Regions from separate parts of the Homo sapiens genome. Here all the other regions are linked to region 4. A link is a loop called in an ENCODE intact Hi-C map of the cell type or tissue named here. Cell type or tissue: endothelial cell of umbilical vein. All regions are shown on one strand.

The links. Hi-C counts contacts between places; a loop is a spot of excess contacts. Peaks named below come from ENCODE experiments on the same cell type or tissue, not always from the same donor. Only the 100,000 strongest peaks of a DNase experiment are listed, where the experiment ranks them.
Region 1: a loop joins it to region 4, with 7 times the contacts of the local background. A loop is called at or near these places in 24 of 110 quality-filtered maps.
Region 2: a loop joins it to region 4, with 13 times the contacts of the local background. A loop is called at or near these places in 2 of 110 quality-filtered maps.
Region 3: it touches region 4 in a loop (7-fold over the local background); 24 of 110 quality-filtered maps call a loop at or near these places.
Region 5: it touches region 4 in a loop (9-fold over the local background); 20 of 110 quality-filtered maps call a loop at or near these places.
Region 6: a loop joins it to region 4, with 8 times the contacts of the local background. A loop is called at or near these places in 21 of 110 quality-filtered maps.
Region 7: a loop joins it to region 4, with 7 times the contacts of the local background. A loop is called at or near these places in 12 of 110 quality-filtered maps.

Annotation. Positions count from the first base shown.
Region 1 is chr3:43,501,020-43,505,019 of GRCh38, forward strand. All of the region lies in intron 11 of ANO10 (anoctamin 10), which reads right to left. Among named protein-coding and RNA genes, the nearest start is that of ANO10, 120 kb to the right of the region's middle. In endothelial cell of umbilical vein, a CTCF peak has its summit at 2,248 (motif pointing left); a DNase peak (open chromatin) is centred at 2,262; H3K27ac peaks cover 475 bases.
Region 2 is chr3:43,245,559-43,249,558 of GRCh38, forward strand. No RefSeq gene overlaps it. Among named protein-coding and RNA genes, the nearest start is that of SNRK, 39 kb to the right of the region's middle. In endothelial cell of umbilical vein, no CTCF peak of the experiment used is centred here; DNase peaks (open chromatin) are centred at 1,573, 2,203 and 2,873; H3K27ac peaks cover 3,684 bases.
Region 3 is chr3:43,495,223-43,499,222 of GRCh38, forward strand. All of the region lies in intron 11 of ANO10 (anoctamin 10), which reads right to left. Among named protein-coding and RNA genes, the nearest start is that of ANO10, 120 kb to the right of the region's middle. In endothelial cell of umbilical vein, no CTCF peak of the experiment used is centred here; DNase peaks (open chromatin) are centred at 1,919 and 2,879; H3K27ac peaks cover 2,916 bases.
Region 4 is chr3:43,387,414-43,391,413 of GRCh38, forward strand. The region is part of intron 12 of ANO10 (anoctamin 10); the gene reads right to left. Among named protein-coding and RNA genes, the nearest start is that of SNRK-AS1, 37 kb to the left of the region's middle. In endothelial cell of umbilical vein, no CTCF peak of the experiment used is centred here; a DNase peak (open chromatin) is centred at 2,468; H3K27ac peaks cover 4,000 bases.
Region 5 is chr3:43,284,289-43,288,288 of GRCh38, forward strand. SNRK (SNF related kinase) reads left to right here and starts at 2,252. Exons shown (of 7, transcript NM_017719.5): 1 at 2,252-2,387. RefSeq lists an enhancer at 1,992-2,492 and silencers at 2,097-2,496, 2,737-2,786. In endothelial cell of umbilical vein, a CTCF peak has its summit at 1,993; a DNase peak (open chromatin) is centred at 2,103; H3K4me3 peaks cover 1,804 bases; H3K27ac peaks cover 3,084 bases.
Region 6 is chr3:43,221,393-43,225,392 of GRCh38, forward strand. No RefSeq gene overlaps it. Among named protein-coding and RNA genes, the nearest start is that of SNRK, 63 kb to the right of the region's middle. In endothelial cell of umbilical vein, a CTCF peak has its summit at 2,462 (motif pointing right); a DNase peak (open chromatin) is centred at 2,469; H3K27ac peaks cover 295 bases.
Region 7 is chr3:43,475,566-43,479,565 of GRCh38, forward strand. All of the region lies in intron 11 of ANO10 (anoctamin 10), which reads right to left. Among named protein-coding and RNA genes, the nearest start is that of SNRK-AS1, 130 kb to the left of the region's middle. RefSeq lists an enhancer at 3,182-3,754. In endothelial cell of umbilical vein, no CTCF peak of the experiment used is centred here; a DNase peak (open chromatin) is centred at 2,176; H3K27ac peaks cover 2,091 bases.

The DNA of each region.
Region 1 (4,000 bases), 110 kb after region 4:
GAAACAGAAGATGCCATCGTCCATTAGTATAGCTATGAAGAAATACCTGAGGCTGGGTAATCTATAAAGAAAAGAGGTTTATTTGTCTCATGATTTTTCAGGCTGTACAAGAAGCATGGCACCAGCATCTCCATCTGGTGGGAGCCTCAGGCTGCTTCCACTCATGATGGAAGGTGAAGGGGAGCCAGCTATGCAGTCACATGGCAAGAGAGGAAGCAAAGGGAGGGGAGGTACCAGGCTCTTTAACAACCAGCTCCAGCAGGAACTAACAGAGTGGGAAATCATTCGTTAGCACAAGGATGGCACCAAGCCATTCATGAGGGATCTGCCCGCATGACCCAAACACTGCCCATTAGGCACCACAACATTACAGATCATATTTCAACATGAGGTTTGGAGGGACAAACATCCAAACTATAGCAGGAAGTGTAAAATCTTATAAATTCCCAATACTTTAAAAAGACAATAAAACACAAAATGAAAAATCTAGAGAATCTGAAGCAGTGAAGGGGGTCTGAGAAATCATGAGGTCAAAGCTTCTTAGTAGAGAGGCAGAGGAAAGCAAAGGGAAGAGAGGTTGAAAGAGGCCAAAACACATTACCTGGATGCAATGAAGACTAAGATTGTTACCCTGACAAGAAAGACAGCTCATTATTCACTTTCTACTTTGCCACACAGCCCAGCATAATAATGTCCACACATGACTGATATTCTGCTGAATGGAACTAAATCTGTCCAGGGATTGGTGGAAAGAAATGTGGTGGAAGATGACAGTGAGTATTATGGAGAAGGGGAGGAGGATAGCCACAGACCCCAGCCAAGGAGCTATCAAAATGATCTGTCTCCAATTACTTCACCCACATCCTATTCTAAGCCACAGAGTACAAGAACACCAGTATCAACGATGGTCTCCGTTTGGTGATTTTCCACTTTTCTCCTTACCTCACACCCATAGGATGGCTACTATAAACAAACAAAACCAGAAAATAACAAGTGTTGGTGAGAATACGGAGAAATTGGAATCCTTGTGCATTGCTGGTGGAAATGTAAAATGGTACAACCACTATGCAAAACAGTATGGAAATTCCTCAAATAATTAAAAATAGAATTACCATATGATCCAGTAATTCCACTTCTGGGTATATATCTAAAAGAACTGAAACCAGCATCTTGAAGAGATACATGTATACCTATGTTTATAAAACATTATTCACAATAGCTGCTATAGTTTGTATATTTGTTCCCCCAAACCTCATGTTGAAATCTGATCCCTGATATTGGAGATGGTGCCTAGTGGACAGTGTTTGGGTCATGGGGGCAGATTCCTCATGAAAGGTTTGGTGCCATCCTTGCTGTAATGAGTGACTTCTCGCTCTATTAGTTCCTGCCAGAGCTGGTTGTCAGAAAGAGCCTGGCACCTCCCCGCTTCTCCTGCTTCCTCTCTCACCATGTGATCTCTACACACCAGCTCCCCTTCACCTTGCACCACAAGTGGAAACAGCCAGAGGCCCTCACCAGATGGAGATGCTTGTGTCACACTTCTTGTACAGCCTGCAGAACCATGAGCCAAATAAACCTCTTTTAAAAACAAGTTACCCAGCCTCAGGTATTCCTTTTATAACAACACAAATGAAGTAAAGCAACAGCTAAAAAGTGGATGCATCACAAGTGTTCACCAACAGATGAATGGATAAGCAAAATGCAGTATGTACGTGCAATGGAATATTATTCAGCCTTAAAAACTAAGGGAATTCTGACATGCTACAGCATGGATAAACCCTGAGGACATTATGGGAAATAGGCCAGTCACAAAAAGACAAGTACTATATGACTCCACTTATATCAGATACCTAGTATAGTCAAAATCATAAAGACAGAAAGTAGAAGGGCTGTTTCCAGGAGCTAGGTGGAGGGGATAATAGGGAGTTATTGTTTAATGGGTATAGAGTTTCTGTTTTACAAGATGAAAAGAATTATAGAGGTGGATGATTACTGTGGTTGCACATTATAAATGTATTTAATACCACTGAATTGTACACTTAAAATGGTCAAGACAGTAAATTTTGTATTATGTATATTTTACCACAATAAAAAAACTGGGAAAAAAGAAAAAATGCAAACTAAGGGAGAACACTACAGTTATGGATGTAGTGATCCAGTCATTGGTTAGAGAGATCCTTTTCTATAGGCAATAAAATCAAGCTGTTAAACATTACAGGTTTCAGAAATCAGAACAATATGGGCTCCCTCTAGTGGTTTAAAACACCTTTAAATACTCTCAGATACTGAAAGGAAGATTCTAATTTATTTTGATTTCTTGGTGATGGGTGGGGAGAGAGATCACCTAATTATTTTCTTATTGGGAAACCCAAGTCTCACAAGTAGATCACTACTAACATTCATCCCAATAGATGAGGAGAGGGGAGTAGGCCCATAGATCAAATGTGATGGCTCCAAAGCCACAAGGCAAGTTTATCTACTCCCTTCAGGATCCATCAGAAGCTTAAGCAGCCATGAATGAAGAGAAGGGGGCAGAGCTAAGCCATATGACAAGGAAGACAGCTCACTCCCCCTTTGACTAATATCGTTCTCTTTGTCCTATCACCATAACATAAAAAACGAATTTACTCATGTGGCTATGAAAACATCTCTGAAGAAACCAAATAAAATAGTTTCAAACAGGTTTCAGGCCAAGCCCAGCCTAAGTTTATAGGCTGCCTTGGCTGCTCTGACCGTTAAGATTTGTTTGAATTTCTCAGTGCTATCATACAAAGAGAGGTCTCATCACTTCACAGTCATTTATCCTATTAAAAACTGCATTCTAATCAGGTGATTTTTATGATTTGAAGGCTGAGAGAGGATTTTTTTTTTCACAGTATAGCAAATCTGAATAAGGCTGCCATTTGCACTGAAGCTTTCAGTCTTGTTATATAACACCTTGTTATATAAAGTGTTGGGGATTGGCTGGGTGTGGTGGCTCACACCTATAATCCTAGCATTTTGGGAGGCTGAGGCCAAGGCGGTGGATCACCTGAGGCCAGGAGTTCAAGACGAGCCTAGCCAACATGGTGAAACCCTGTCTCTACTAAAAATGCAAAAATTAGCCGGCACGGTGGCGGACACCTGTAATCCCAGCTACTCGGGATGCTGAGGCAGGAGAATCACTTGAACCCAGGAAGCGGAGGTTGCAGTGAGCTGAGATTGCACCACTGCACTCCAGCCCAGGCGACAAGTAAAACTCCGCCTCAAAAAATAAGTAGATAGGTAGGTAGGTAGGTAGGTAGATAGATAGATAGATAGATAGATAGATAGATAGATAGATAGATAAAAATAAAGCGTTGGGGATCTAAAGTGTGATCTACAGGTGAAAAAAAACCAGTGCAAATAAATCAAAGGCAAAGGAAAAGCATGAAATATCTCTGCTAAGAAATGTAAATAACAATTACGAAACAGATGGGCAATGTAATTGGTACCTAGCTGATTGCAACTGTAGCTATCTATAATGGCATAGTTTTCTGCCATTGCTAAGAGAGTTACTGTTCATAAAAAAAACAGATTAGTTTATGTAGTTTAGAGGAAAAAGCCTTTTCAACAAAATATCAGAGAAATGACAGAAATAATTATTTATTTATTTTTTTTTTGAGACAGAGTCTCACTCTGTCACCCAGGCTGAGGTACAGTGGCATGATCTCGGCTCACTGCAACCTCTGCCTCCTGGGTTCAAGGGATTCTCCTGCCTCAGCCTCCTTAGTAGCTGGATTACAGGCACATGCCACCATGCTTGGCTAATTTTTGTATTTTTAGTAGAGACAGGGTTTCAACATGTTAGCCAGGCTGGTCTTGAACTCCTGACCTCGTAATCCTCCCACCTCTGCCTCCCAAACTGTTGGGATTACAGGTGTGAGCCACTGTGCCCAGCAGAAAGAAAATTATTCTTGAATCCGTTTCTAAAAAATGTATCAACCAGTCCAAAGTTTCTTTCAAAGAAGATGGTAAAAAT
Region 2 (4,000 bases), 140 kb before region 4:
AAGCTATTAATAGGTCTTCAGCACGTTGGCAGATGAGGAGCTCTCTAAGGTGGAATCAGAGGCTGAACTAGATCTGCAAACCTCCATAGTTCCTAATATTTGGTCACCTTCTTGTCCCTGCGTTATAATAAGATTTAGATTCAATTTGTCAAAGCCTGTCATTTAGTCCACCTTGGAATTTTCATCTGCAGAACATAGGCAATCACAAATCTTCACCTCCCTCCTTTCCAAGAGGTGAGATTTTGAAATCCTGGTCAATTCACATGTGTGGTAAGTGCTCAGGTGTAATAACAATCATCTGCCTTTAGATCCATTCTCTCACTAAAACCTCACTAAATGCCAGGAGGCTAAGGCAAGTACTACCAGAGTCCCTTTTTATAGTTGAAGCAACTGAGATTCAGAGAGTTGGAGGGGATTTCTCCAAGGTCCTACTGTTGGTAAACAACAGAGCTACATCTCAGCCCTACATGTGTCTAAGTCTTATGCAGTTTCTTTGCATTCAGAGGGTTAACCTAGAGTTGTTGGGCTGGCCTCAGGAGATTGCCTAAAAGAATATATATGTATAGCACATGTATTTTTCTACAAAGGGAGTCCAGAGCTGTCCTGGAATTTTCAGAGATGCAAGACTAAAACATTGTTAAGAACTTTCTGCCTGCTTCATCTGGCATAGAGTATGCATTCAACATTTGTATGCTGAATTGAGGATTCATTGTGAGGGAGCAACAGGAAGATGTGGGTCTCAGGGGGATAACACTATTTATTCAGAAGAGACCCAGTGGAGAATGACCCCCAGGCGGCAGCAGCTGAGGTTCTGGCCGTGGTTACCTAGAGAGCACGTGCAGTGTGCTATGGGTAAACTGGTGGACGGCTAGGCAAATTTTATGATGGATATTTAGTCTGAAACCCAGGACCAATCCAATTCACTTGGAGAGGACACATCACTGTAGAAGTCTATAAAAAGAACCCTGTTGAAAGAGAGAAATTTCTTGCCCCTTTCTGTACTTGGAGTGTAATGACGAGTTTAGGGGTTCCTGAGTCTTCCCTGGATGAAGAGACCCTCTGGTGCTTTTTAAGAAGCAAAGAAACAAAACCTTCCTGGGGAGATACCCTTCACTGGCTGCCCAAGCCTCATCCCAGAGTGAGATAAAGGGGAAGGTTGAACCTCTTGGCCTTATGCAGAGAAGATAAATGAATATGAGGCTTTGGCAATAGAGCTGGAACAAATGTGTTGATCAAGGAGGATCATTGTCAAGCCAGTTTTCATCTCAGCAACTGGACTAGCATTAGAGACACTCATTTGAAAACCTTAAAGAACTCGACATGTATGATGGTGTGGCATCCCATCAGAGATGTGAAGTACAATCAGGACATTTTTATCCTAATGACAGAATATTATGTCCTCCCCTCTTGGTTAACAGGACACATGCTGCTAGAATGTGTAAAATCTGATTCACTTGGGCAGTAAGAAACAAGCATAACAACCCCAAGTCAGGCTGCTAGTTTTGGATGGTTTGGGTCTTTGTGTTTGACAGGATGTGTTTAGAGGAGAGATTTCCGTAGCCACTGAAGCACAGAGCAACCTGGTGCCCAAAGAAGAATGAGAGGAAGCAAGAGCTGTGTGTGTCTCATGGTAAACAATGAGGCCGGAAGCATCCATCTGGAATGCAGTCAAAAACAAAAAACCCTGGCCACTCAGATGCTGGAGCACCAATGCAGCTTTTTGGCAAAACTTTGACAGATGTCAGATATTAAAGAATGCATGTGTGGAAATGAGTTATATGGGGAGAAGTTAGGAACAAGAATTATTAGTAACCAAATAGTGTATGTTTGTGCATGAAAGGTGGGGAGGGCGTCAAAAAGAAGCCCAGAGTCTGTTGCTGGAAATATCCTAAGTTTAAAATTCAGCCCACAATCCATCTCAGTCCCTTTCAGTAGAGTCCTGGCACTGGGCTTGGCTCCTGGCAGCTCTTTGGGGGACCCCAAGAATAATAGCATGGGAAGAAATTTATGACATGTTTCAAGATCGTTGAATGCTTCTTAATCAAGTTATAGTGAGGAGGAGAGGTTCAAGCAGCAGTACTGGCATTATTTTAATTCACCAAGTGGGAAATTATTGAAGCATATTTTATATAATTAGGGTCAAGAATGGATTTGGTGTCATTTAAGGCAAATGTCCTGAACACAAAGCCGATTCAGCTGGCATGATTTCTAGCCTTGAGAACAGCAAGTCTGGCAACAATTAATCAGGCCAGAGGAAACAGTACAGAGACCACTGTTTGGCCACCCTCTGCACAAACCAGGGCAAGGAATTATGGAACTCCAGCAGCTAGCAATAGAAAGGGCCCTCTGGAATACAGCAAAATGTTGTAGGTAATGGCTTGTGTCCGGAACATCTCAGGAAGTTTTATGAATGTTAATTTAATTGTGCAATAGGCAAGGAAAGTCAGTAGTCCTTGTTTTACAAGTGCTAAGCATGCTAAGAGCTAGGTCTCCTTAGGGCTCACCAGGTGTCCTGGAGTGAATTGTCCTGGGGGTGAATTGCTGAGAGATCAAAACAAAAAAAGAAAGAAAGAAAGAAAAAAAGAAACCAACATTATTAACAACACAGCTGATGAGCAGAAACAGGACTTGGAGCAGAACCATGATGCTTAGCACAGATGCATCCATTCAGGACCAAAAAATGTTGTCCTGAGCCTCAAAGCTGTCAAGCTGTGTGCAAGAAAGAATGACAATGAACCCCCCCAAGCAGCCTCATGGCATTCTTGGACTATAAGCCTCTGAGGAGACTGGCTCCCAGCATGCGGAAGTCTGAGGTTCAAGTGTGGTAACAGCTTGCTAGTGGATGCTATGGAGCCAGAGCCAAAAGACACACATGCCACTCACTGTTTATTGCTTTGCTTTTCCCCTTTGGCCACTCCCTGTAGATGCCTCGGGGATAAGACCAGCAGACTTGTCTCCAGGCATATTCCAAGGAAAATGTTGGGAAGCAGAGCACCAAGTTCTATTACATACAACAGAGCAGATAAACAGATGAATGGAGAACGGAAACCTCATAGACACAGGTGACATAGTGTAAGAAGACTCACAATTTCAATGACTCAGACAAGATGGAAGTTGCTTCTCTCTCAGGTAACAACCTGGACATAAATAGTCTTGGGGAAGTATAATGGCTTTATGGTGAAGGGACCCAGACTCCTTCAATCTTGTTTCTCCTCTGTGCCTAGGGCATTGCCCTCATCTAAATGGTCCAAGATAACTCATGACCATCATGGCCACATTCCGATAGGAAAGGAGAAGGAGAGGGCACTCCTGTATCTGGTATGAGAACAACCTGGAAGTTGTACACATCACTTCTACTCACATCCCATTGGTTCGGAAATAGTCATCTGATCACACCCAACTGTAGAGGAGGCTGGGAAATGTAATCTCTTTTTTTTTTCTGGGTAGCCAAGTGCTTAGCTAAGAATTATATTTCTATGAGAGCAGGAGAGAGGCAGTCTGAAGGAGCAAAGTGTGATGGCAGCCAAGTCTTTGGCTGTCTGTTGGAAGTCTCCCACCCCACACTCCTTCATCAGTTACTCCTCCCTTTCCTCCCTCTAGTACACAACACTCCCTTTCCTGAGCTCCACACAGCGCCTCCAGGCCTGCTCTTTGCCAGTACTCTGCTACCCAGATTCCATGATCCTGCTAGCACTCACTTCTTATCCTGCGCTTTTCACATTCTCTTTTTCCCTCAGATCAAAGCAACTTAAAAATAAGGAAGAAAATGTTGCAACTTGCATGAATATCTGAGGAACACTTTTGCCTGGTTATAACTCCTTGTATTAATTATCTTGACACTTTAAACCATCACCTCCCTAAATGCAATGGGAGCCTTCTGTTCATAGAAAGTGGCTCTAGCATTTTTCTGTACTATGTGTGCTCAAAAACATCAAAGATATAATTTCAAACACACAAGTCAAGATTCACTTTGCCCTGGGTAATGGTGATACATACATAT
Region 3 (4,000 bases), 110 kb after region 4:
TAAAAAAACAAAAATAATTTCAAAATTAATTCAACATCTAAATGTAAATAAGACACATAGCAAACAAAATTCAAAACTCCACCAAGAAATTTTGAGGATTATTTGGAAGTCTTAAGCAAGACAAGACACCAGGAGAAACAAAGAAAAATATACACTTGGGTTATATAAAAAATGGAAAAAAGTATGTATGTGATATATGCCAGAGACAAAAAATACTAAACAACAGATAGAAGAAAATATTTGTAACATGTGACCAAAGAGTTAATATACTTAAAATACAAAATTCCTGCAAATTCACAAGAAGAAGATAAACCACACTCAAAAGAAAAATGAGCTTAAGTCATGTGTAGGCAGCTTCACAGATGAGGCATGGCAAGTGGCCATTGAACATAATAAGAAAGTATTCTTTCTCAATGCTGGTCAGGAAATTGAACCTAATGCCACCTCAGACAACATTTTGCCTATCCAATTTGTGAAAAAAAAATTTTTTTTTTTTGAGATGGAGTCTCACTCTGTCCCCCAGGCTGGAGAGCAGTGGCGCAATCTCGGCTCACTGCAACCTCTGCTCCTGGGTTCACACCATTCTCCTGCCTCAGCCTCCCGAGTAGCTGGGACTACAGGTGCCTGCCACCACACCTAGCTAACTTTTTTTGTATTTTTAGTAGAGACGGGGTTTCACCATGTTAGCCAGGATGGTCTCGATCTCCTGACCTCATGATCTGACCACCTTGGCCTCCCAAAGTGCTGGGATTACAGGCATGAGCCACCACGTCTGGCCAGGAAAAATATTTTTAAGAGCAAGTAGACAGTAAGGTATATGAAAATGGAGCTCTCATAAATAAGTTACCAGGACACTTTTGGGAAAATGATCTCACTGTACCTATTAAAAGTAGTGCCTACTCTTTGATCCAGCAATCCTGCTTTCAGGAATATATACTCTATTGAAAAAGGGTATGTGTATAGAAAAGTTACACTGGTGGTAACTCAAAATATCGGAAAACAATCAGAATGCCTACTGACAGGAGAAAAGCTGGACCATGTGGAATATTCTGTAGCCATTACAAAGAGCAAGGTATATATTTATTTACCTGTATATATTGACATATGCAACCCCATTGTAGCCATGACAAACATGGTACCCTAGTGGTCTATTCCTAAGGAGTGTCAAATTTCAGAAGCACAGATCAGAAACCAAAACCTAATTTAAGAACAATTCTATTCTTTTTTTTGAGGCGGGTTCTTGCTCTGTCACCCAGGCTTGAGCACAGTGGCACGATCTTGGCTCTCTGCAACCTCCATCTTCCAAGCTCAAGCAATCCTCCTACCTCAGCCTCCCGACTACTTGGCACTACAGGGGCACACCACAATACCCTGCTAATTTACATATATATATTTTTTGGGGGTGGGGGAGCAGGGGCAGAGACAAGGTTTCGTCATGTTGCCCAAGCTGGTTATTCTATTCTTTATTTACTTTTTGCATGGTACTTACCATGTCTCCCCCTTTCTTCCCACCAGTTTTCTCCACACTTCACCACTCTGAAGCTTATCCTTTGTCCCCCACCCCTGAACCACAGCACCCAACTAAACCAAGTCCAAACCAAAATTCAAATCCTCCTCTGATTTTTGTTCTCTTCTCCCTTTCTCCTTCCTGGTTCCTCAAGATGTACAGTGATGTAAGCTCCTTCCTGTTCCTGATGATGCACAGTGATTTAGGCCATGTCCTCCCCCAGCTATGGAATTTCCTATATTCATATACTGCATCCTTAAAGACAAAGAACAACCCTACTTGGCAGTATGGGGATAGGGGATGGGACTGGGTTAGCAATTGCAGAATTTTCTTTGGTAGATGGGATGAAGAGTACATATGTGAGCACTTTTTCTTATTCTGTCACATTTCGAAAGATTTTTGTGATTTTGAATTAAGTGCAGACAATAAACCTACTGGAGGGTAAATGTGTGAGTAATTCCTACTTCCTTACTCCACAGGAGGCACATGCAAACTTACCTAGCATACAAAAGTCAGCGTGTGCACAGAAGGAAATCTCTATAATCTTTATCTGGTTGTAATAAGCGAGTAATGCTTTTGTAATTAAGGAGAAAAGATAGAAAACTTTAATAGTTTACAAAACAAAGAAAAGTATCCCCTAGTCACATAACCCTGTCTCCTTACATGTTTCTTTTGCCTCCTCTTTCTTTGGGAGAACTGTCTTCAGAGTTTCAACCTCTGGCAAGCAGCACACACTTTCTGCTCTGTTTTTCCTGATTGCAGAAAACTCCAGTCCCAGAAAAGTAGAGAAAGGAACTCTCTTTCAGGCTTGTGTTCCCTCAGCAGGGTGGATCTAAGGCTAGTTAATGAATCCACCCTACTGAATCTTTGGGAAGCTGTTCCTAAGACAGACATCCTGAGGAGCCTAAGTCCCTGGAGTGAGGGAAGGGAGGGGCCCCTACCACCTCCCAGATGCCCTCTGCCCTCCTACAGAACCTTCCTATGCCTGTGGTTTGCATGGGGGAGGGAAGCAGCATGGAGGGGGATTTGTATATTTCTGTGATATATATTTACATATTTCTATGAAATAAAGATTTTTATTCTGTATTTCTATTAATTCACCTCAAATACAATATTTTTGATACTGTTTTTGCTGTGATATATGAAAGGAAAAGCCAGTACAAATTGAGCTACTCTAAACATGGACTTAAAAGACCTGAGAGTGGAACTCATGCATGTATCTTAATGGTGATGCTTAATTGTAATTTTGTTGCATCATCTCTGTACTTCTTATATGGAATGACTCATATACTGTGTTCCTATCAGAATAAATTCTCAGCTGTGAATCAAGCATTAATCTGGTAATTATTTTAAAAGGATGTAAGTAGCATCAAATTTTCTGTTCATGTATTTCTTTAAAAAGTATGAATCACTGAAGCCTTGTTCTGCACTACAAAGTGTGTATGTGCAGCAGGATAAGACTTGATGCTTGGTTTGGCCACTGACTGGCTGTTGGCAGGTACAGCAAGGAGACAGTGGGAGTTTTCCTGCCCACTTCTTGGGAAGCCACTGGCTGTTCTGACCTTGGATATTTCTAATGCCTCCCCAGAAGATGGGTGGTACTCAGCGGGCAAGCCAACTGCCCTCCACCCCTGCAAAATCCAGCTGATTGAGGGAAGAACTGTGTAGTAGGGCAGATGTGACCTAACCTGGGAGGACAATCCCTGATGGCAGTGTTACCTACCAATTGTGTCAATAGGAGAGACCTGCCCCCAGCATGTCCTAGAAAGTAACAGAAACTCTGATGGGATGGCATATGGAGGGAAGAGTAGGGAATAAACACCACCTCCCGTGGCTTTCAAAGCCTGCCTAAAAGATCCCAAGTCCAAAGCTTAGCACAGAGGAAACCCAGCCATTCCCTTCCCTCTACTTTGTAGTCTGGACTATGCAGCTTACTATAGCTGAGATTTACTGATGCTGTCCTTTGTTTTTCAAAAAATATAATCCTCCCTCTTATTCTTGCGCATCCCCAGGGAGAAGCAAAGAGCAGTCAAAATATGAATGGGACTGTCCTTTTCAGCAGGTAGGGTAAGAGGGGAATAAAAATCAGAAAAATAAGATATAACATTTCTTGTACTCAGTGCTATAAAATAATTTAATCCTTGCTATATGCATATAAGGTAAACACACATATATGATCGTTCATTGTCAAATGGTTCTGCAATGCGACAGTCTTGAGGCTGTGGTGCTTGGGCACTGGGGGTAAGTCCCCAGACCCGACTACCTGAGGTGGTGGTGAGTACTGAGGAAGAAGCTAAAAATCACACCAAAACCTGGGGATTACATTGAGCCTTCTCCACCACAGTTCCAGGGCTCATGTAGAGAAACCACTAGAGAGAGGGGCAGTTTGTCCCTGTTTGTCCTTGTTTTTCACGTGTCTTCAAATTTCTAACAATGGCACAGGCAAATGCAGAGTGAAAATAAACTCGGCAAGTATTTATCAAACGATACTTG
Region 4 (4,000 bases):
GAGAGCTTGAGGAGGGCAGGAGGGAGAGCACTGTCAGGTGGAGGTGATGGCTGAGATTTCTAGATCATGGTTTGTGGCAGAGGCCCTACACGCAGCTGGGAGCAGTCTATAGCTGGGGCTAAGTGAGGAGTAGACATGAGATCCCCTTTCCATTTTTCCCCAGATATTCTAAAGAAAGGTCTGTGAAGAGAGACGGCAGCTTCTGGGGCTATGTGAGGCATCACTGAACACCATAAACACTGTGGTTCTCAGTGGAAGCCATTTCAGGATCAACAGAGGTGTCAACGGCTCACTTCCAAGTGGCTGGTACTAGGCACTGCCCCTTCTGTGGGGGAGCTCCTCTGCTGAGGGAGTTCACAGGTGGCAGGACAGCCCCTTTCCTCTGATGGTTTGGTGCACCTGCCCTAGCAGAAGTCCCCGAGTGGCTAAGTCCTGTGGTCCACCCTGTGCTGGGCTTGTACCCCCAGGGAGAGGCTTCCTGTGGAGATCTGAGACTTGGTTTACATATACTAAGGCGACATGTCTGTGTTTTTCCAATTTCTTTTTTTCCTGACAATCCTAAATTGGATATTCACCTTTCTTAGAGGAATAGGTTATAATGGCACACAAAAAGAAATACATGCAGGAAGGCTTTATCTGTGAAAAGTAAATTACTTTTTCACAAACATGTGCACTCTAGGTTTTTGAGAGCAAAGAAATGAAAGACCCTGGTGTGATCAGAACACAGGGCCTGGATGCAGAAATTGGGGCATTTGTGACTAACAACCCCTGTGTACAGCCTTGTCAAACCACACCAGGTTCCTCCTGAGTGTGCAAGTGCTTCAGGAGAGAGCTGGCCTGTGGTGTGTGTGTCGGCATTGGTGGGCTGAGATAGGGTTTTGAGAACTGCAGTGATTATAGAGTTTCACTGGAATCAACCATGAACTCGGTCCCTGTTGGCAGCCAGCATTATGCACACACCCCAGCTGGCTATGAAGAGCGGCGCTCCCAGGGTGACAGGCTGTGGCCCTGGGAGATGGCATGTGTGAATGCATGCCCTTATCCCTGTGTTCCTGACCACATTCCGAAGGCTCTTTTGTTTTCTTACCAAGATAATGGAAATATAACTGCAGCTAGTTTCTTACTCTCTATGCAATATCATAGGCTCACACTTTGATCACCTAATGGATATTAAAAAGTTCTGATTTTTCCTAGGCTCTGAGAAAACTAAGAAAAACTTTAAGTACATGGGTGAACTTGGAAGATGTTTTTGGTTCTTTAGGTAAGACCAATATTACCAAACTTAGATATGTTACTGAAAAAAACTAATGTTTCTGAATTCACAAAGAGGATAAAGGCTAGAACCTAAAATGTTATGGTTCATTCTACACAGCACATTCAGAAGAGTATGCAAAATACTAAGAGAAGTAGTAAAACACATTTCACAAAATCACTATGGAAAGAAGCTAGTCCCAAATACTATCTTCATGCCAATTCCTCACTGCTTCTAAGTCTAAAGTTGCAGCTGTACTATATACTGAGAGCAGCAATGGCTTCTTTCTCTGTTCCCATCACACAAACCTTTTCAGAAACTGGAAAGTTCTATAAAGATGGCATCTAGCCCATGTTACTGGTACTCTTTGGAAGGGAGATCACAGTCACAGATTAGGTTAAACTGTTAGCTAGCATGATCCTGCTTAAACCATATGGCTGCAGACAAATGAACAAAAGTTGTGAAATCTAGAGTGTTAGAACTCTACCTCCTTGCTTTGCTTTTCAGAAACATGAGCTGATCCACCCAACAGGTGTTGAAGTAAATATGCCTTCAAATATTTAGTCCTTCATCTAACATTACTAGTGCTTTCTTATATGAAGCCAAGAACAGCAGAGAGCACAAGAGATAAGCTGTTTGCTAACAGGAAATCCCTTGGTAAAAGTTATAAAATATAGATGATTTTATCCTGCTACCCTGAAAGACCTCCAAGTCATTTTGTTAAAAGGACATGAAATAAATGTTTTAGGAGCTCATGGTCAGCTTTCAGTGGGTGATTCTGTGTTACCTAGCAAAGCCCACAGCTGATTCACAGTTAACTTGGATGGATCTAGGAGAAGAAAGCAAACCAATATTTCCGTAAGTCATTTCAGAGAAGTCAAACAAACAAGCTTGCACCAAATAAATAACCATGCAACTGTATTGGGTTGTGTTTATTTTATTGCCCTTTGAACCAAGCATTCCAGATAAGTATGTAGCAAAGCACATGGATAAATGCTCTTACTTATGTAAACCTGATTAAAAGGGCATGAAAACCAATGGAAAGGAAGATAAAGACATCCACAATGACTTAACAAAATAAGCTCAAGGATAAAAACTACCATTCTTATTTTCAAAAAGGAACTGGTATCAGTATCAAGACTTCCTCAGTGCCCTCGGAAAAGCCAGTCACTCCTATGCGTGTTCCGGGCTGGGAGGAAGTGATGGCTGACCACAGAGGAAAGCACGTACTAGACGGAAATGGAACAAAACAAAACAAAACAAAACAGCGGGTTGAGTCAGAGCCTAAAGGCCTTGACTCAATGAGAGGACAACTCTTTCCAAACAAAACCTTCATCAGGTACAAATGTGCATCACCAACAGTCATACGCAAGAAAGGAACTCTGCCAACAGTTTTTAAAGTCCTGGCATCCAGGGAAAGTTCTTCATTCTTAGGGAAGTAGGGTCTCACACGAACCCCACCTATGGTATTTAAAATGTGCTGAGGAATGTGCAGTCCCTGGGAGAGTGTGGGAGACACCCAAACTTCCAGCCACCAAACTGACACACCTGGACTGGACGTTGAGCCCACCACCTCTGGGTCTCCTCTCCCACTTCTCTACAGCTCCCTCCCCTCCTCCTTCCCCACTGCCCTTCTGGCTGGGAACCTTAGTGCAGAGCCACTGCACAGGCTGTGCAGGCAGCTCTGGGAAAATCACAGATGCCTCTCTTGGCTCTCACTCCCAACCTCTGTGCCCAGTACACTGAACAGTAGCAGGTTTTTTGTTTCAGGGTCCTCCCATTTGAGAGTTCTGTGGCTTTGCACAAACCCATGCATTCCTATCACTCTTTGAAGGCACAGTTCATGTGCCACATCTTCTATGAAGCCTCCTTAGCCCGCCACAGGTGCTCCATTCTGTGGTCCCACTGGGCTGCACCCCATGAGCAGAGGACCCAGTGTGGGAGCTGACATGGCCCTGTTTGTTGGTCTCCCCATATCTGAGATGTGGCACAAAATTGGGGGTGAGCCAGAAGACTTATGGGGAGGACTTATGTACAGTAACCACAAACAGATCTTTGAGGGGTCTCTTCTGCCCTTGGCTTCAAAATTAGACTCAAAAGTGCAACTAGCAATTTCAGATGCTCTATGAAGACAACTTTATGAGTAGAATGAGTGTATTCTCACGCAGTGTGTTCCTAACCTTGCTGATCAGTAATCAGAACGGATCTAAGGATAAAAATAAGTTTCTCAGGTCCCACTTGCAATTCTCATTTAGTAGGTCTGGGGAGGAGTATAAGAATTTCTTTTTCAAAATTTTAACTTTGACATTATCTTACAGAAAAAATTATAAGCATAGTAAAAAGGAGTCCTGAATACCCTCACTCAGATTTACCAATGGCTGACATTCACCCCATTTGCTTGATCACTCTCTCTGCAGCATGTTTTCTGAACTATCTGAGGGTAAGCTGCAGACATTATGCCCTTTTACAACCACTCATGTCAGCGTATATTTCTAAAACAAGGACTACAGGAGAATGTTCCCTAAATGATTTTGAAAGGTGAAGTGATAATCAGTTTCCTAGTTTATCAAACTTCTCAAACTGTATCAAAATGATAAAATTCAGAAAATATCAAAAACAGACGGGAAGTTCTAAAGTATTACTGCAGAACAATAAAGCTGCAACTGACTATTCTGAGGAAAAAAACATATAAGGATGAATGCATGAATTCTTTTGTTCATGAAACAAAAATTATTTCCATGAGTTGGA
Region 5 (4,000 bases), 100 kb before region 4:
TTCCAAAGATGAAAATGACAATTCTTTCATCAGTCTGCTCAATTTTCACATTTTGATCTAATTTGTGGCACCTCCCTGGTTTCCTTCCAATAAACAACATCTTCCTTAAACTGGTGGCATTATGTTATTTTTGAGATCTGAATCACAGAGACTGTAATACAAGCAAGCATGCTTCATCTTGTCGTTTTGTAGAATGCTGTACATCTAATTAAAGCTTCTTACAGGTCCATAAAAAGACCCAACATTAAAAAAGCAGTGTGTTGGAGAAAGCCCCAGGGCAGAGTGGAAAAGGAGTTTCTTCATTAACTATAAGCACATTTGCTTAAATTCCAACTTAAGTAATACTATTAATTTGTACTTGAATATCTTAAAATATTGCCGAAGCATAATCAAATCATGTCACCACATTTATGGTGTGGAACCAAAACTGGGTCATATTCTTGCCAGCAGCACTTCAGCTACCCAAGAAATACTGGGGATGAATAAATGATTTACCATGTGGCCAGTACTGCGTCCTTCTCTAGAAGAGTATTGCAGCCAACTTCATTTAAATCAATTTATTATTTTGCCCTTTTTCATTTGTTTTGCTCTTTTATGCCTTGTTTTCCTTAGAAAATTTATTCAAAACCTAGTTAAACAGCAGCAATATAAATACTTTATTTTTCAAGAGCTTATATATTATCGTCATTGTTCTGTAGTTACTGATATAACTCAGGGACTACAGACCCAGGGGTGGAGGCCTTCGACCACTGGAAATCCCTTGGGAGACCATTACAGTGGTATTTTCTCCCTTTAGTTGGCTACAGAGTTCCCTGAATAGTGATATCTCCCTGAGGAGAAAAGTGCATGGTCTTCCTGATTTCTAGCAACAAAAGGACAAATTCTACAAATCCAAGTTAGGAGCTCTTGCTTAATATGCTGCTACAGTTACGATTTCCATGTCAAAATGAGATGACTCTTTTATGGTCTTTTCAGGTCAGAGTGATCCCAGGTGGGACCCTAAGGCGCAGAGGCCTAATCTGAGGCTTTCCCTGGTGCTCTCCCACCACCTGATGCAAGGGTATTAGGGTAACTGGGAGTCCCCTTGATCAGAAAACCCTATGTTATTACCCTAAGAATCAAACTGTTTGCACCTCCCAACAATCCACTCCTGCTTCCCAATCATCTTCAGACATGCAAAGTTGATGCATAGAAGCTAAAAGGCTTTTGACATTTGCAGGTCAACAGAGATTTGCTAAAACCATCTAGATTTCTCTTCGCAGTCCAGTCAATTCAACCAAGCCTGCAGCATCTCCGCAGCTCTTCTGGCTTGTGTCCTTCCTTGCTAGGGGTCCTTTCTTGGGGAAGGGTGGACACAACGTGGGAACAGAAGGGGAAAAGCAGGTTGAAGAAATCTGGCGTCTGGTTTGTTGGTGTTCCCTTCCAGGAACCCTGAAGAGCTGGTCTCTATTGCATGCCATGCTTCCAGGGGTGGGAGTCGGGAGTCCCCTCCCACCCTCTGCGGCCATCCCTAAGCTCCCTTCCAGAGCAACCTGGCCTGGCGACCATACCACTGAACCATCAAGGGCTATGGTTAATGCCCGGCGTGTTTTGAATCTCTGACTTCACGTGCTTTGATGTGTCCCCACGACCGTTTACTTTTCTATGCTGTTGCCAGAGGCTGCCTAGCAGGGCCTGTGTCTCCCGCTGACCTTTAAGGCCAGCACTGCATTCAGATGTTGGGCTTTTCCAATTTTGCTTAAATAACAACAAAATCAACCGAATTTTTTCAAATTAGAGTCCCAGGGAGAAGAAACTACAGAGAAAAAAATCATATTATGTATATATATGTATATACATATGTGCATGTGTGTATGTATATGTATTTTTACAATTTTTTTATCCTTGTTTAAACCTGGGCGGGAACCAAAGAGTAAAGCGCGTGCGGCTCCCTGCCCCCTGCCGCCAAGACGCAGTCCTGTACAGACGCGGTCCCTTCCCTCCGATTTCCCCTGACAGCTCGCGCTACTTTTTCCCGGCCATTGTTCCGTGTCCCTGGTGCTTCCTCCTCCCCCGTCCTCCATCCTCCTTGGGCGCCTTGCCCGCTTTGTCCCGCCAGCCGCCTCAGCCCCGACTCGCCGGGGTCAGAAAGCCGCCAGGATGCCCTCCAGCAGCCCGCGCGCCGGCCGCAGGTGCGCGCCGCCCCGCCCTGCCCTTCCCGCGGCCCCGCCCCAGCGCTGACGTCACAGTGACGCGCAGCCCGCGCAGGCGCAGCTACCCGGCACCCCCTCCCCGCGGCCGGCAGCCCGCTCGGTATTATGATTAGCGCTGGGTGCGGGGTTTCGGCGGCCGGGAGGGAGTTGTCGGCGCCGCGGCCGCTGCGGACGGACGCTCGCCTGCCGGCTGAGGTAGGGGCGAGCGCGGAGCGCGGCGGGGCGCGGCGGCCGTAGGCAGGGGTGCGGGGCCGGCCTCCGCCGCCTCAGTAGCCTCCGCTGTTGCCGGGCTGGGCGCCCGGGCCGGGGCGCTCGCCGCAGGCGGAAAGTAAGTTGCGCTCTCGGCGCCGGCCGCAGCGCGCGGCCCGGGAGGACGCGGGGCCCGGGCTGCGGTGGCCCGGACCCCGCGGCGCGGCCTGGCGGCGGGGCGGCGGCGGGGCCCGGCGGGAGCCGTCACTGCGGCGGCGGCCGCGGTCGCCTGGAGGCCCTGCCCTTGCGGCCGCGGCGGGATTGCGGCACCTCGGAAGGCGCCCGCATCCCCGCGCCCCGCCCCGGAGCGGGCCGAGTGCGGCGCCCGCGGGGCCCCGCGCCCTGGGCGCTTGGTAGGGTGTGTGTTCTTTGAATGCGTTTTCCCCTTTCAGAAGACTGTAGAAATCCGGCCTCAGCAAAAGGGTTCCGTGGTCAAACTGCTTTACAATAGAGTGGGGATGTTGTCTGTAGAGAAAGGGCAAAGGGGTAAGGAAAGAGGAGCAGTGCCATTCCCGAGGGAGAGCTAGAATTTTTGCAGACTGGGAGACTGGGAAATCTACGTTCTTTTCCATAGTCATCGCCTGTTGATTTCTTTCTGGTCCATTTTACAGGGACCTTCCTGCCTTTTACTTGGACTTGGGTTGCAGGAAAGTGGCAGCCTTTTATCTTCGGGGTTCTTGGAGCTGTGCTATTTGTAACTGTTGGATCGCATACAGTCCAGTAGTTTCATAGGGAGTTTCAGGCTTTGGGGAGAATTTAGCAGTGGAGTTCCTAAATCTATAGAGGTCTGAGGATATGGGACCTTTCAAACTGTCATGTTACTTTCCACCCCCCTTCCCTTTAATTATGTGCATTCTTAAAGTCTTAGGAACCGTGGTAAAGTTGACTTAATGCCTTAAACATTTTGTCAGGTTTTAAGGTGAAGCATGGCTTGCAAGTGTTGGACATCCTGTTGAATCTCCACCAAGTTCCTATCAAACATGAAATGCCTGAGTTTGGGCTCCTTGTATGGGATTGGAGCACTATGTCCCAAACCAGTCTTTAACTTATCAGAATATATACAGCAGTGTACTTTAAAGCCCGGGTTGTCAAGGCTTATGTAATCAGTTTGTTAATTTATAATCTCGTTACATTGCTTTCCAGATTTATAAAATAATTCCCTTAAGGAAATCTGTCCTCAACGTCTGCTTAAATATTTCTCTTGGAATTGGATTCTTGAAGAGGAATGTACTGTACAAGTGATGATTAAAGCATACTAATTAGACAAGTTTCTTTTTTTAAAGAACACCAAATACCAAATTTTTAATCTGATTATCTGTGTAATTGTCCTTGAGAGGAGAACAGGTGGACATTCCCATTTTACAGAACTAGAAATGAGAGAAATTACATGACATTTCCAAGGTCACATATTGAAGCAGTGTAGAAAGTCAGGTGCACAGTGCTAACTTTTTATAATACTCTCATCCTGAAGGCTTTTCAGGCAGGAAACTTTCAGTGCCACCTTTCAATTTTTTTTTAAATTTGTATAATCAGTTTTTAATTGTTCATTTTGTGCACAA
Region 6 (4,000 bases), 170 kb before region 4:
TGGCAGAGGACCTTCTGGAGATAATTCAGGTAATCAACAGAGTGACTTTAATAAAGGGATAACAGCAGCAGGAGTTGGAGCTTCTTGGGAGTGGGTGGAGGTGTGGAATCCCTCATATCACAACACATGGATGTGGGCCTCGCTCTGTGTATGGTCAGGTTGGGGGTGCTACCAGGCAAGACTCAGAAAATTAGAGGCCTTCTCTCCTCAGCCCCCCACATTTATTCTAGATACCATGCATGGCTTGGAAACCTCGGGAAAGCTCATGGCAATGGGAACTTCAGGGGGAAGGCCTTGAAATGTTAGTGAGTCAGGAAGTAAATCAATCAGATTCCCAATAGAAAACAGATGGCACGCTCAACATAGGATGACCTGGGGAGGGAATAGTTACAAAAGTGCAGGTGGGTAGGGGCACAACAAATAGTGCAGTTGCTAGGCACTTACCGTCCTTACATCTAAAGGAGGGAGGTAAGGGACAGTAAGCAGAGCGCGACAGGAGACAGCGTCTCATTAGGCTCCTGAGTCTCGAGAGGAGCAGTGATCTGCAACAAGGTGACCTTGCAGGGAGGGAGGCAGAGGAACAATTTCACTGACTTTACTCTCATTCCTTCTGCCAGGCCTTCCAAGTAGCCAAACCCAGTCATACAAGAGGGCACAGGGCCTGCTGATGAGGCTGCAGGCACAGAGCAGCACAGGGCATGGATCTGGAGGGCACGGGAGGCAAAAATACAGAAGGCAGCCCACCAAGTCCTCACTGTAACTCAGGGTGGTGGGAGACCAGACAAGCTTTCTTTTCTTCTTTATGCTTTTCTTCATTTTTCTAATCTTCTCAATCTTCTAATCTTCTCACACATATAACTCCTAGAATTGGAGAAAATATTGTTTATAAATTAAAAAGGAAAACAAACAAACAACAACAATAACATCAACAAAGAATATGCATCAAGGAGGTACCCCAGGGCAGTACAAAAGCCTTCATTAACAAGAGTGGGAAAAGGAGGCCTCAAAAAATTTTGTTCCACTCTGAATAACCAGCCAACCTTTTTCCACAGGACACTGACAACAACAAAGGCAAATGCAACTGGCAATCTCAACTAAGTTCTTGGGAAGAAGAATCATTGGGGCATAAGGAAAGTGGTGCCCAAGCCCCTCTTGTTTCTCTGAAGTGAATCTTGTGGGGAAGGAGGTAATCAGAGGGAAAGACACTCAGCATTCCAGGGGCATCTGTTCAAGTCCCAGCTCAGCCACTTCATCAAGGTGAAACCTCAAGCACATCACTTGCAGACTCTTGAAATCACTGTGAGGGTCCATGGTCCTGTAAACAATTAGACACTCTACAAGTCTTCCTTGTGAGTGTCAGAAGGGAGTGCACAAAAGATCAAAACCACCACAAAAGGCACTGAAAAACACCGCAACAGGCCTCCTCTGTTGCAGCCCGTAGCACCTGGAAAGCCTGTAGCACCGCCACTCCTTGAAGCAAAAGAAAACAGTCTTGGGTTAAACTGAGCAAAACACACATGGAGGGCCAGAGGCAGGTGTGATCAATTTCTCTATTTCCCATTTGATGGCTTCCGTCTCTAGAGTTCTCCTTTTTTTCTGCCTTTTCCATGCCTCAGCTCCCTGAGTTCCCTGTGCGTGGGACATGGCCAGGAATCTCTCATGGGGGTCTCTTCTTACTTAGAGGGTGGAGGTACACTCTCAGGTTTAGGAATTCCAGTGATTTTGAAGGTGCGTTTACTTAGTGAGTTGTAGCTGGGTCTAGGGAGGCTAGAATTCCAGGGCTAGAAGTGACCTTCACACATTCAAGCATCCATTTATCCCACATGTTTGGGCATCCACTATGTTCTAGGTATTGTGTTAAGAACAAGCGACACCGAAGGAAGTAAAAGCAGACATCATAGAGAACATAGAGTCTGTCAGGAGACAGGCATTAACCAAATAATCATGCAATAGGGGACTAGTTGAATAAATTGTAGTAGGTCTACATATTGAAGTAAGGTTAAATAGAAACTCTGTGATTTGAAATTTGAATTGGAAATAGAGTATGAAATTACAATATTTCCCTCTAAAACATATTTATTTGTAGTGCTATCCACTGAAAAAGTCTGATGATGACAAGCACCCCTAGTGCCCAGATTGTGGTCTCTAAATACCATTTCTCAATATAAGAGGCAGAGCTCCTTGGAGAGATGACTGACTCCAAGGGTGAGTAGGAAATGTACAAGATGAGCCTGGTACATCTTGTGCCAGAAAAAAAAAAAAAAAACTATAAAAAACTATGAAGACTATGTAAAAGATACCCAGAGGTCAACCTGAAAGGTTTCCATTCCAGAAGACTGGAAATTCTTAGCAACAACAACAAAAAAAAATAGAACAGTAGATTAAAACAGCAATATAAAAATCCATGAGCTCGAAATAATACTTTAAAAAAAGAAAAGAAAGGAGAAGATCATGGTTCTCCACTAGAGGTTGCTAGGGCTTCAGCTCATTACTTCAAAAATTGGTAAATAGAAAAAAACATTTATTTTAACTTTCTAGTCTGTATAACTGTATTTCTGGATAATTGAATTGTTTCTGGAGAAATTTCTTTGTAGAAAAATTTCCACTATTAAATGCAGGAGGAATTATATAATTCCATCTGTGACTTTAGTGGAATAATTAATTTAGGAAACAATCATTAGTGGATGCTGAAAACCTTAGGGGAAATGTTGATGGGGAATTTCATAACAGAGCAGTGAGGCTGACACCATCTAAACCCACTGATCTATCACTATTAGTGAGATAACCATGCTTTATGTGTCTACCCAGGTGAGGCAACATGAAATATATAACACTAACGATGACACATTCTTGCCTTTGAAAAATTAATCCTGAATTTTAAAAAACCTCTAGATCTCTTACCAGTGTACAGGAAATATAGGGTACCGAAGAACAAATTAAGCAACACTGCAAAAAAGCAATCAGCCCAATCTAGATTGTGGGACATTCTACAAGATAAATGACCAAGTTTCATCAACAAATCAATAACATGAAAAAGAAACAAAAAGGAATGAGAACTGTTTTGGTTTTTAATAAAAATTGTGTACATTTAAAGTGTGCAATGTGATGTTTTGATATATATATATAATAAAATGATTACTACAGTCAAGCTAATTAACATATCCATCACTCTACATAGTTGTGTGTGTGTGTGTAGAACACTCAATGTTCTACTCTCTTAGCAATATACAATACAGTATTATTAACTACAGCTACCCTGCTGTACATCCTACTTTCATCTCCCCATTTCCTTTGCTGCACTCCCTATCCGTGGTGTTAAAAGGTAAACTTAGGTGCATTAAAATTTTAAAGAGTTTATTTGAGCAGACAGAAATTCATTAATCAGGCAGCTCCAGACCACAGGTGGTTTGGGGACTCCCCTGCAGGGGCACAAAAGGAAGACGTTTATAGGATGAGCACGAAAGTAAGGCAAAGAAAATACTTGATTGGTTAAAGTGGAGCAGTAGCCTTATTTCAGTGGAAAATCCCTAATTAGAGATTTGTTGGCAGTTTCTGTTTGGTTAAGATTAGGTAAGACCCAAGGCCTTACCTCCTTAGCCTAATGACCTCCCAACTAACTATTTTAACTATTTTAACACTGGTAACCACCATTCTTCTTTGGTTCTATGAATTTGACTTTTTAAATTCCACAATAAAGTGAGATCATGCAATATTTTTGTGTGTGTCTGGCTTATTTCACTTAAGATAACATCCTCTGGGTTTATCCATGTTGGGACAAATGGCAGGATTTTCTTCTTTTATGGCTGAATAGTATTCCATTGTGTATATTTACCACATTTTCTTAATGCATTCATCTGTTAACAAACACTTAAGTTGATCCCATATCTTGGTTATTATGAATAATACTTTCATGAACATGGAAGTCCAGATATGTCTTCAACATGCTAAATTTATTTCCTTTGGATATGTACACTGAAGTGAGATTGCTAAATCATATGGT
Region 7 (4,000 bases), 88 kb after region 4:
CTATCACAAATTTGTGGGGGGGGTTCTTTGTTTTTGTTTTGTTTTGTTTTTGAGATGAAGTCTTGCTGTGTTGCCTAGGCTGGAGTGCAATGGCGCAACCTTGGCTCACTGCAACCTCTGCCTCCTGGGTTCAGGACAGTCTCCTGCATCAGCCTCCGGAGCAGCCGGGATTACAGGCATGTGCTACCACACCTGGCAAAGTTTTTTTTATTTTTTAGTAGAGATGGGGTTTCACCATGTTGGCCAGGCTGGTCTTGAACTCCTGACCTCGAGTGATCTGCCCACTTCAGCCTCCCAAAGTGCTGGGATTACAGGTGTGAACCACCACACCTGGCCTACAAATTTGTATGTATCTATACTTTTGACAGTTCATGGAATTTATGATCTGTTCTATTTATCTATTTATTCTGGTGCCATTATCATAATTTTTCAGTTATTGTGGCTTTATTTTCTTCAAAAATGTCCATGGCCATTATCTCATATTTATTCTATGTGATTTACTTCAGAATCATATATTTTGATACACTGTTTGCTCATATTGTCATTTTATAATGTTAACTAGTTTTACAGTATTTTTTTCTGGGTTTTACAGTATTTTTTTCTGTTAGCTTATCTACTTTCCCCCTAAAATTATCATGTATTTAATCATGTCTAAATAAAAACCAAAGGGGAACAGAAGAAAATTCCAAAAAATAATTGTTGGTAGACCTGAAGGTTGCCCCCAAGTTTTCAGTTTATCTTGGTGATATCCATGTACCCATTCTGTGAATGTTACTGAATCCTAAGGTAGAAAGAGTCTCTACCTCTTCTAGGCCTGCTTTTGATCTCCAATTAGTGGGGTCTGTAGTGGTCTACTAGCATTTGTTAAATTCATTTCTCATGTCATCCCACCAATTGTCTCAGGAAGGGAAGACATTGGCTGGTTCTTGGTGTCTTCCTGAAGTTGGTCTGTCCTTCATGTTATATCAGATAAAAACTTCTCAACACCTGTAGAATGCAACGGACACCACTTCCCTGCCAGCTCCCTGTTTTCTCCTTTTCCTTTTCTTGGTTTATGGAGTTTTCTCCTTACTTTCCTTTTTCTTTGTAGTTTTTATCGGTTTTTTCCCTTACTTCACCATCTTCCCAAGAAATCTTGAGTTAGATCACTTTGTGGAACTTAGTATGAGCAAGCTATACCACTAATAAACATTAAAATAATGAGATAGCCTAAGAGTAACTGCTCAAAGAAAATGAAGACTATCCCCGAATTCATGCATGACCATAGCATGTATTTTGAAAGAAGAAAGAAAACATAGCAAACCTTGCCAATCAATAAGCAATTTGCCGATCAATAAGTAATTTCCCTGTACTATTCAATGCAGGCAGATCTCCACAGTGGGCAGATACAAGAGTTTTTTTTTCTTTTACCATGGGTAAAATTTCTTTTATTTGAGAAAGTAATGTGTATACATAGTTTTAAAAAATAAAGACAAAGAATATACAGAAAAGATCTTCCATCCATTCCTGCTCTGCACCCCTCTACCATCTTTCAGTATTCTCCCTAGAGACAAGCCCTGTTATTTATCTACTGGTTTACAAATAGAGAAATCTTTCATTATCCCTCAAATTAAAACTGATCAGCATATTGAGATGATATGATGTTGAGAAGATACAGTATTATTGTAACTGTTAAGAAAAGCTAGAATAATATCAAAGGTATTGTAGTGGATAAAACTTAGGCAGATGCACAAAAAAGATGTACCACCTCTCCCTTTTTATTAATGAATATGAAAATAATTTATAAATTACTTACTCAAACAAACATTTACTGAGCATCTACCATATGCTAGGGACTGTCCTAAGTGGTATGGACAGAAAATGAAGCAAGACGTACTCCATCTATTACCTTCCATTTCATTTTATTAAGATAATTGTTAATAACAGCTGACGTGTTATATTTTAAGTGCTAAATCAAAATGTCATTGCATAAAAGTCATTTGCAAATCAAACGGAACAATCTGAGCACAGATCTAAAACTCGTAATGCTTCCTTGGATCCTGGACCATAATACTGTACTTGTGGTAAGCTCAGAGCAGGAGGGAATAGCCTGATGACAAATTACCCCTCATCTTAAATGTTCTAACATCCCCTATACTGTCAGTCGACCTTGGGTGTGTTCACACACAATAGCACACAGGAAGACGCGAAGGTGACGTGGCCTTCCTGTTTGGGCAAGGCATAATCTTAACATAGAAGGTGCCTGTTGCTCATTACGGGCAGAAAAAAGAGCCATTATCACTTACAATTGGACAGACCTCTTTGACTTTGGCAGGGGCCCGCCAACCTGCACACCAGAGGCACACATAGGGAGTGAGGGAGGAATGTTGAGAAGTGATTTCCCAATGGCCCATCTCTAAGGAAGTAGTCTCTGTTTTTTCAGTTCACACTTTACCACAATGCTTACCTTGTGCCAGGCCCTATTCTAAGTGCTTTTCATATATTTACTCATTTAATGCTCACAACAGCCCTATGAGGCAGAAACTACATTTATTCCCATTTGACAGATAAGGAAACTGAGGATCAGAGAGGTTACGTATCCTGGCCAAGGTCACAGAGTTAGTGAGCTGTCTATACAAGCCACATGGAGTGAGGTTCTGGAGATGGAAGTTGGGGTTAGTCAGAACAGATGCCTTAAAATGTCCTTGTCAAAGTTGCCTCTTCTATGCAAAATGATAATTCTGAAATCAGCAACCTAAAAAACAGCAGCCATCTATTATGACCTCACCACTGTGCTATGTGTTTTATAAATGAAAAGCCCAATCCTAACAAACCCTTTAAAGTAGGGACTTTAACCACCCATTTTATAGATTAAGAAATTAAGGTCTGGAAAGTAACTTCCCCTAGCTAGTGAGATCTGAAGCCAGGATCTTAGCTGTCTGACTCCAGGACCCATGCTTTTTTCATTTCACTGTAGTGACTATGTGTGAGTGAGAAATTCCAACATCATCACAATCAGAAAAATAGTGGCTCTGTCTACTCTGATGGTTTATGCTTGTGCTAACACAGGCTGTCCTCCTAGTGGGGAGAAGTCTTTGGCACAAGTAATTAATTTACATTAATGCTTAGCTCTCACTCCTATGTAGTATTCATATTTGACACAGTACAATTTTTCTCATTTTCAAACACAGATTATTCACACCATACATATGTAGCAGATAATTCAATAATAAATTGACTGTGATCAAACATTTGGCAAAAGCTTGAGAAGTCAAATAGTTTTTAAAAAGTCTGATATATCCTTAGACTTCCAAATTGTCTCCATTTTAAGGTTAGAGCATCTAAAAGCAAACCCAAGTACCTGTTTTATAATATTATAGCCCCCTACAGAAATGCCTCCACAAGTTAGGGCACTTTAGAAACTATAGTGAACCATCTGAATGGTTTTCTAAAACTATCCTTGAGGACATAGATTATTGTGTTAATCAAGGTTCCCTGATCCTTTTGTTTAATAACAGAAAAGAGGCACTACCTTTTCCTTTTCACTCGTGCATAGATTATTGTGTTAATCAAGGTTCCCTGATCCTTTTGTTTAATAACAGAAAAGAGGCACTACCTTTTCCTTTTCACTCGTGCTAACATGAAAATATAAGAGCAAGCATTAAGGCCTAATTGTATAAAAGCTGTATCATGTCTCATGTGGTAAAAACACACAGTCCCTGTTATCCCAGATGTTCTCTGAAAGTTTCTATACCTAATTATCCTATTTACATTTTAAACATTGTTGTTGCTTTCTTTTTCAAGTAGGTGAAGTTAGAAATAAAAAATAAATATTAAACTTTGATATATTTATTAATTCAGAAGTTGGTCAATCTAAAGTTCAATAATCTATGAAAAATTACCAAATTCACAGTACTCAACAATAAAAAAGAACCAGAGAAGTAAAGACCTCTAATGAAATGTGATTGGTACATCTGCCCTGAAGAGAGCTTTTTGAAAGGAAGGAAAGGAGGGAGGGAAA